Regions from separate parts of the Homo sapiens genome. Here region 1 is linked to region 2. A link is a contact called in ENCODE POLR2A ChIA-PET data. All regions are on one chromosome and are shown on one strand. The core of a region is the stretch at or near the end of the contact, and the rest is flanking DNA. Distances in the headings are between cores, read along the strand shown.

What was found. ChIA-PET counts read pairs that join two places held with the same protein, here RNA polymerase II (POLR2A).
Region 1: POLR2A ChIA-PET joins it to region 2 with 24 read pairs in activated CD4-positive, alpha-beta T cell. The contact joins two enhancer-like sites. POLR2A ChIA-PET finds 5 or more read pairs at or near these places in 3 of 52 experiments (OCI-LY7, PC-9 and activated CD4-positive, alpha-beta T cell).

What each region holds. Positions count from the first base shown.
Region 1 is chr9:33,866,535-33,869,875 of GRCh38, forward strand. All of the region lies in intron 1 of UBE2R2 (ubiquitin conjugating enzyme E2 R2), which reads left to right. It also overlaps the pseudogene RNU4ATAC11P. Among named protein-coding and RNA genes, the nearest start is that of UBE2R2-AS1, 49 kb to the left of the region's middle. Within about 2 kb of position 1,699, at least 17 of the 41 ENCODE cell types and tissues checked have a DNase peak (open chromatin) inside an H3K27ac peak, as active enhancers do.
Region 2 is chr9:33,327,889-33,331,118 of GRCh38, forward strand. NFX1 (nuclear transcription factor, X-box binding 1) reads left to right here. Exons shown (of 24, transcript NM_002504.6): 10 at 693-790. Among named protein-coding and RNA genes, the nearest start is that of NFX1, 39 kb to the left of the region's middle. Within about 2 kb of position 1,388, at least 17 of the 41 ENCODE cell types and tissues checked have a DNase peak (open chromatin) inside an H3K27ac peak, as active enhancers do.

The sequences.
Region 1 (3,341 bases), core at 449-2,948, 540 kb after region 2:
AGCCAACATTTTTAATTTGATCAAAACATGTGAAGGTAGAAAGTTGTATGTGTCATAAATATAGCAGTTGGTGGATTTTCACACACTGGGGCATCTGTATATCTAGTCTTCAGATCATGAAAAAAGAAAATTGCCAGTACTACAAGAAGCCCTTTCTTGTGTTCTCTTACAGAACCATCTTCCCATCTCCCAGGATAATCCCTATCCTAATTTCTAACAGTATGAATTAATTTTGCTTATTCTTGAATTTCATAATAGAGTCATACTCTTTATTCATAGGAGTTCTTTATATACTGTGCATATTAAATCATTTGTTGGATTGTGTATGTGAATCCACATACATGTATTGTGAATAACTTCTTCCACTCTGTGGCTTGCTTGTTCCCTGTTTTAATGATTTTTTCGATGAAACAGAAGTTCTTGGTTTTAATAAAATCAGAATTATCAATGTTTTCTTTTATGGATATTACTTTTTGTGTCCTATTTTAAAACTTTTGTCCCCTCCAATGTCCTAAATATTCCTGGTTTTTTTGGTGGTAAAGTATATATAACATAAAATTCACCATTTCAGTCTCAATCTGCTGACCTTGTGATCTGCCCGCCTCGGCCTCCAAAAGTGCTGGGATTACAAGCGTGAACCACCGTGCCCGGCCATAATTTTTTTTATTTTTTGAATCTCTTTTGTGTCAGGCTTCTTTGTCATATATGTTGATGTGATTTACCCACATTATGTGTAGTTGTAGATCATTTGTTCTCATGCTAGGTAGTAATCTATAAATGACTCTTCCACTTCATCCATTCTCCTATTGAGGGTCATTTGGGTAGTTTCAGATTTTGTCTGTATGTATATTCCTATTTATGAACATTTCAGTTTTTGTATTTTGGTGAAAATATTTATTAAGGAGTGGACTTTTTGAACCTTAGGCTACATATATGTACAGGTGTAGTAAGATTGCCAGTTTTCTAAGCTGGTTGTACCTGTTCTGCATTCCTATAAGCGCTATATGAGAGTTATGGTAGTTTTGCATCTTTGCTAGTCTTTTTCATTTTAGGTATTTTGCTTTTAATTTGCATTTCCTTGATGACTAATGATGTTGAACACCATATTAACTGAATTTATTTACTGGCATTTAGATATCCTCTTTTGTGAAATGCCTGTTCAAGTCTTTTGCTCACTGCAAGCTCTGCTTCCTGGGTACACGCCATTCTCCTTCCTCAGCCTCCTGAATCCAAAATTAGCTGGGCATGGTGGTATGCGCCTGTACTCCCAGCTACTTGGGAGGCTGAGGCAGGAGAATTGCTTGAACCTGGGAGGTAGAGGCTACAGTGAGCTGAGATCGTGCCACGATACTCCAGCCTGGGTAACAGAGCAAGACAGGGCCTGCCAAGTGCCAGCCACCTCAGTGGAGGGTCAGTCAGGATGGTGGCCCCTGTCCTCTCAGCACCCTGTTCTTGTTCGGTGTCCAGGAAGAATCAGCTCACACGAACTGTTTGAAAGGTGATGAATGCAGAAGACTTTATTGAGCAGTGGGTGGCTCTCAGCGGAAAGGGAGGCTGGAAAGGGGATGGGAAGGTGATCTTTCCCTGAAGCTGGGCTGTCTCTGGCAGGCCCCTCTCCGAAGCCGCACTGTCTGAAGATAGCCGAATTTTTCCTATGCTCAGCTGCTTGTATCCTTGACACTCAGCCGCTTGTGTTGCTCTGCCAGCTGAAGTCTTTTTATGGGCACAGGATAGGGGCGGGGCAGGCCAAAAAGGCAACATTTGGGCTGAAAAATAGGGTCAGCTGTTTTCACTTAGGACAAACTTAAGGGTGGGGCTTAGCCAGGATCCCAGCCTTTCTGTCAGTTTGACCTTAAAACCTGCAGCACATTATATAGCCTTACTAGGGGGGATGTGTGTGTGTACACACACTTTTTTTTCCCACATACTATTATTGAACATTTTAAAGATTTGTAGTTGGCAGACTTTTGACACTTTGAGCAAGTTAATAAGAAAGCATGTTTTAACCACCCTTTTCTTGGGGTTGCGCTGCTGTCCAAGGATTGCATAACAAGGGCAGCACTGCTAATGCCTACACAACACTCCCGCCTCAGCTAGAGCTTTGCTTTACCTTGGTGCAATTTTTGGAAAAATGAAAACCTGCTCTACCCTCCCCCCAAAAAATATGTCTTGATTGCTTTTGCTGATGTTATGTTGGAAACATATCCTATGGCAGATGTGATCTGATGACGTAGCAGAAAAACTCAGCAGTGGGAATATCCTCATTTCACACTAAATCCAGGCACAAATCCAAATACAACAGTAACCACTACATTTGCCATCAGCTGAGCTATTACCAAGTACAATTGTATTTAGGACTAGGAAACTTTTTCACCTACTTAATAGTATGTTAATAAATAGGTAGCAGGAATAATTGGGATATATTTCATTATTCATATGTAATTGTTTTTTGGCCAGGCATGGTGGCTCACGCCTATAATCTCAGCACTTTGGGAGACTGGGGTGGGTGGATTGCTTGAGCTTGGGAGCTCAAGACCAGCCTGGGCAATATGGCAGAATCCTGTCTCTACTAAAAATGAAAAAAACTAGTTGGGTGTGGTGGTGCAGGCCTCTAGTCCTAGCTGCTTGGGAGGCTGAGGTAGGAGGATTGCTTGAGCCCGGGAGGTCGAGGCTGCAGTGAGCCCAGATTGTGCCACTGTACTCCCGCCAGGGCAAGAGACCCTGTCTCAAAACAAACAAAAACATGTAATTTTTTTTGTCATTGCTGAAATTCCATCTGAAAATAATTAGTAGGATAACAAAACTTATTTAATACTGCACATTGGGGGTTACCTAAATTTTGCTCCAAGTCAGTTTATACTTGGTTTTACATAGTTACATATACAATGTTTTATTTATTTATTTATTTATTTATTTATTTATTTATTTTGAGACAGAGTTTCGCTCTTGTTGCCCAGGCTGGAGTGTAATGGTGCAGTCTCAGCTCACTGCAATCTCTGAGGCCTCCCGGGTTCAAGTGATTCTCCTGTTTCAGCCTCCCTAGTAGCTGGAATTACAGGTGCCCACCACCACACCCGGCTAATTTTGTATATTTAGTAGAGACGGGGTTTTCACCATGTTGGCCAGGCTCGTCTGGAACTCCTGACCTCAGGTGATCTGCCCACCTCAGCCTCCCAAAGTGCTGGGATTACAGGTGTGAGCCACCGTGCCTGGCCGGGACATAATGTTTTTTAATGACTTTTTGCTTATGCATTTTAGGGTACATCTTTGCCTAGATATTTTTTATTTTTAAATTATTTTTTGTTTTGTTTTTGTTTTTTTATTTTTTTGAGATGGAGTTT
Region 2 (3,230 bases), core at 138-2,637:
AATCCCCAGATGACTTTCAGAGTCGACAGCATTCCACTAAAGTCATCCATGGCTACAGTTTTAGGGAGATTCAAGTCTACACTGGAGATGTGGGGCCTGAGGAAAAAGAAGATTTATTCTGTGTTTTTGTTATTTGTTTTGAAACAGGGTCTTGCTCTGTCACCTAGACTGGAGTTCAGTGGTGCGATCACAGTTCACTGTAGCCTCAACGTCCCATGCTCAGGAGATTTTCCCACCTCAGACTCCTGAGTAGCTGGGACTGTAGGCCTGCATCACCACTCCTGGCTAATTTCTTGTTTTTGTGCTTTTTTTTTTTTTGGTAGACACAGGGTTTCACCATGTTCCCAGGTGATCTCGAGCTCCTGGGGTCAAGCGATCCTCCCACCTCAGCCTCTCAAAGTGCTGGAATTATAGGCATGAGCCACCACACTTGGCCTTTTTTTGACTTAGGCAAATCGTCGTATACTTTAAAGCATATTCCAGTGTCTAAGCTGGGCCCTGAAGTTGTCAGAAAAGGCCCAGTCTGCCAGATGAAGGGAAGATAGGGAAGAAGCATTGACTGCATACTTCCCTCAACTCTGATTCTGGAGTTGCAGGGCATGGAGGGGAAGACCAGTGTGGCTAGCAAATTTGGGAGTATGAAAATGAGTAGTTGCAGTTTTCATTTCCAGCTCTTTTCGTTTTTATTAAAGATTTCATTCATACCTGTGAAAAGCTCTGCCATGAAGGAGACTGTGGACCATGCTCTCGCACATCAGTTATTTCCTGCAGATGCTCTTTCAGAACAAAGGTAAATCCTAAACAATGCTAGAGTTGTTGCCATCAATGTTTTCTTTAAAATGGTGATTATGGGAGGGGAGGAATCAAAATAACCTCAGTAGATTAGGTATGGGAAGTGGTTGTGGCACTCAAGGTCCAGAGGCCTATAGTGGGATAAGGCAAATATACAGATCACTCTACCAAATACAGGTGTGATAGTCTGAAAAGGGGAACAGTAGCACTGTTGCAAGGAGTCAGCCAACTAAGAAGTTAGAGGAAACACAGTCCATATGACCACCCACTTGTGGCACCAACTTTTGATACCAATTGAAAGTTCAGTGGTCCCTAAGACCACCTGCGAGGCTTGATAATTTGATAAAAGGACTCACCGAACTTGCTGGTGGTTACACTCATGGTTAGAGCTTTACTACAAGGAGGTTACAGTTTTATTACAAGGAAAAGGATACAGATTAAATCAGCCAAGGGAAGAAGTATGTAGGACAGAGTCCAAAAAAATACCAAAGGTGGAACTTCATTTGTCCTTTCCCTGTGGAGTCAGGAAAGTATTACTCTCTCCGCTTCAGTGTGTGCCAGCATACATGGAATATTGCCAACCAGGAAAGTTCACCCAGACCTGTGTGTTCAGTTTTTATTGGTGCTCTATTGTGCAATCATAGTTGACTGCCCATGTGGCTAATCTCAGTCTCCAGTCTCTCCCGAGGTGTACCGATACCATGTGACCCAAAACCCCTGCCCTAAAACTATCCAGTGTGGCCAGCCTGCTCCTAAATCACGTAATTGGACTATCCAGTGACTCAAGACTCCAGGCAAACAATGACACTTATATCAGGCATGGCATTCCACTAGGCTTAGAGATTACCTCTCAGAAGCCAAGCACAAAGGCCAGACTCTCTTTAAGTAAGGTTTAATTCTTCACTGTACATCTGTTTTGTCAGTTTCTACTTTCTGGTGAAAGCCTGGATGGTTTTTATTTTTCTTTTTTTTTTTTTAATTTTATTTATTTATTTTGAGACAGAGTCTCACTCCATCACCCAGGATGGAGTGCAGAGGCGCAGTCTTGGCTCACTGCAGCCTCCACCTCCCAGATTCAAGTGATTCTTATGCCTTAGCCTCTGGAGTAGCTGGAATTACAGGTGCATGCCATCACACCCGGCTAATTTTTGTATTTTTAGTAGAGACGGGATTTTGCCATGTTGGCCAGGCTGGTCTCAAACTCCTGACCTCAAGTGATCCTCCTGCCTCAGCCTCCCAAAGTGCTGGGATTACAGGTGTGCACCACCACTCCTGGCTAATTTTTGTATTTTTAGTAGAGGTGGGGTTTCACCATGTTGGCCAGGCTGGTCTTGAACTCCTGACCTCAGGTAATCTACCCGCCTCAGCCTCCCAAAATGCTGGGATTACAGACGTGAGCCACTGTGCCCAGCCTACCTTGGATAGTTTTCATCAGACTTTATGTTATAAAAAGTCTTCGGGTGATTCAGCTTGGGGAACACACTGAGTGTTGATTTATCCTGCTCTTTGACCTACTTAGTCATTTTAGTGTATATCAACATTTGTCCCAGTAGAGTACAAGCCAGGGTGGAGACAGAATTGTGAACCGTTGGTTCTGTTAAACACAATGCAGGGTCTGGCAGCATCTGACTTGCGAATAATTCTGAGGATATAGTCCATAAATGGGAAGCTAGTTTAATAGGAAAACTTCAGAAAAAAGGGAAAAGTAGTATAATTTACATGTTACAAAAGTTGTGTAATCATATATGGGTTTTTTCCTGAAAGAAATTACAATATACATAGGATAACAGAGGCATTTTTGAATGTCAGGTATGGGACCACTTTTGTACTTTGTAAATACTGTATTAAAGACTGAGATGCTGTGATTTGGCAATCATAAATTTAGTAATGCCCAGAGATGCTCTTTGTGATCTGTGTGACTGAAAATTGTAAGCAGGGTTGGGACATGTAAGCTGGAAGTGGCTGCTGTCAGTTTTCTTCATTCTCCCACAATCCCTCTTTCTATCTCTACGTTTTCTTGCTTCTCATTGACTCTTTGTCCTCACTCCCTCTAATAGTGGACTCCATGGCAGTGAGTGTATTCTTGAAAAGCTATGTGTAAGTTGAATTTTTGCAAGTAGAAGTCCTTAAATTGCAGGAGGAGCTCACTGTCAATACAAACTCTGTTAAACCTGTTTGACAAAGTAAAAAAAAAACTCTTCAAAAAGCTGATAATTGGCTGGGTGTGGTGGCTCACGCCTGTAATCCCAGCACTTTGGGAGGCTGAGGTGGGCGGATCATGAGGTCAGGAGATTGAGACCATGGTGAAACCCCGTCTCTACTAAAAATACAAAAAATTAGCCAGGCACGGTGGTGGGCGCCTGTAGTCCCAGCTACTCGGGAGGCTGAGGCAGGAGAATGGTGTGAACCCAGGAAGTGGAGCTTGCAGTGAACCGAGA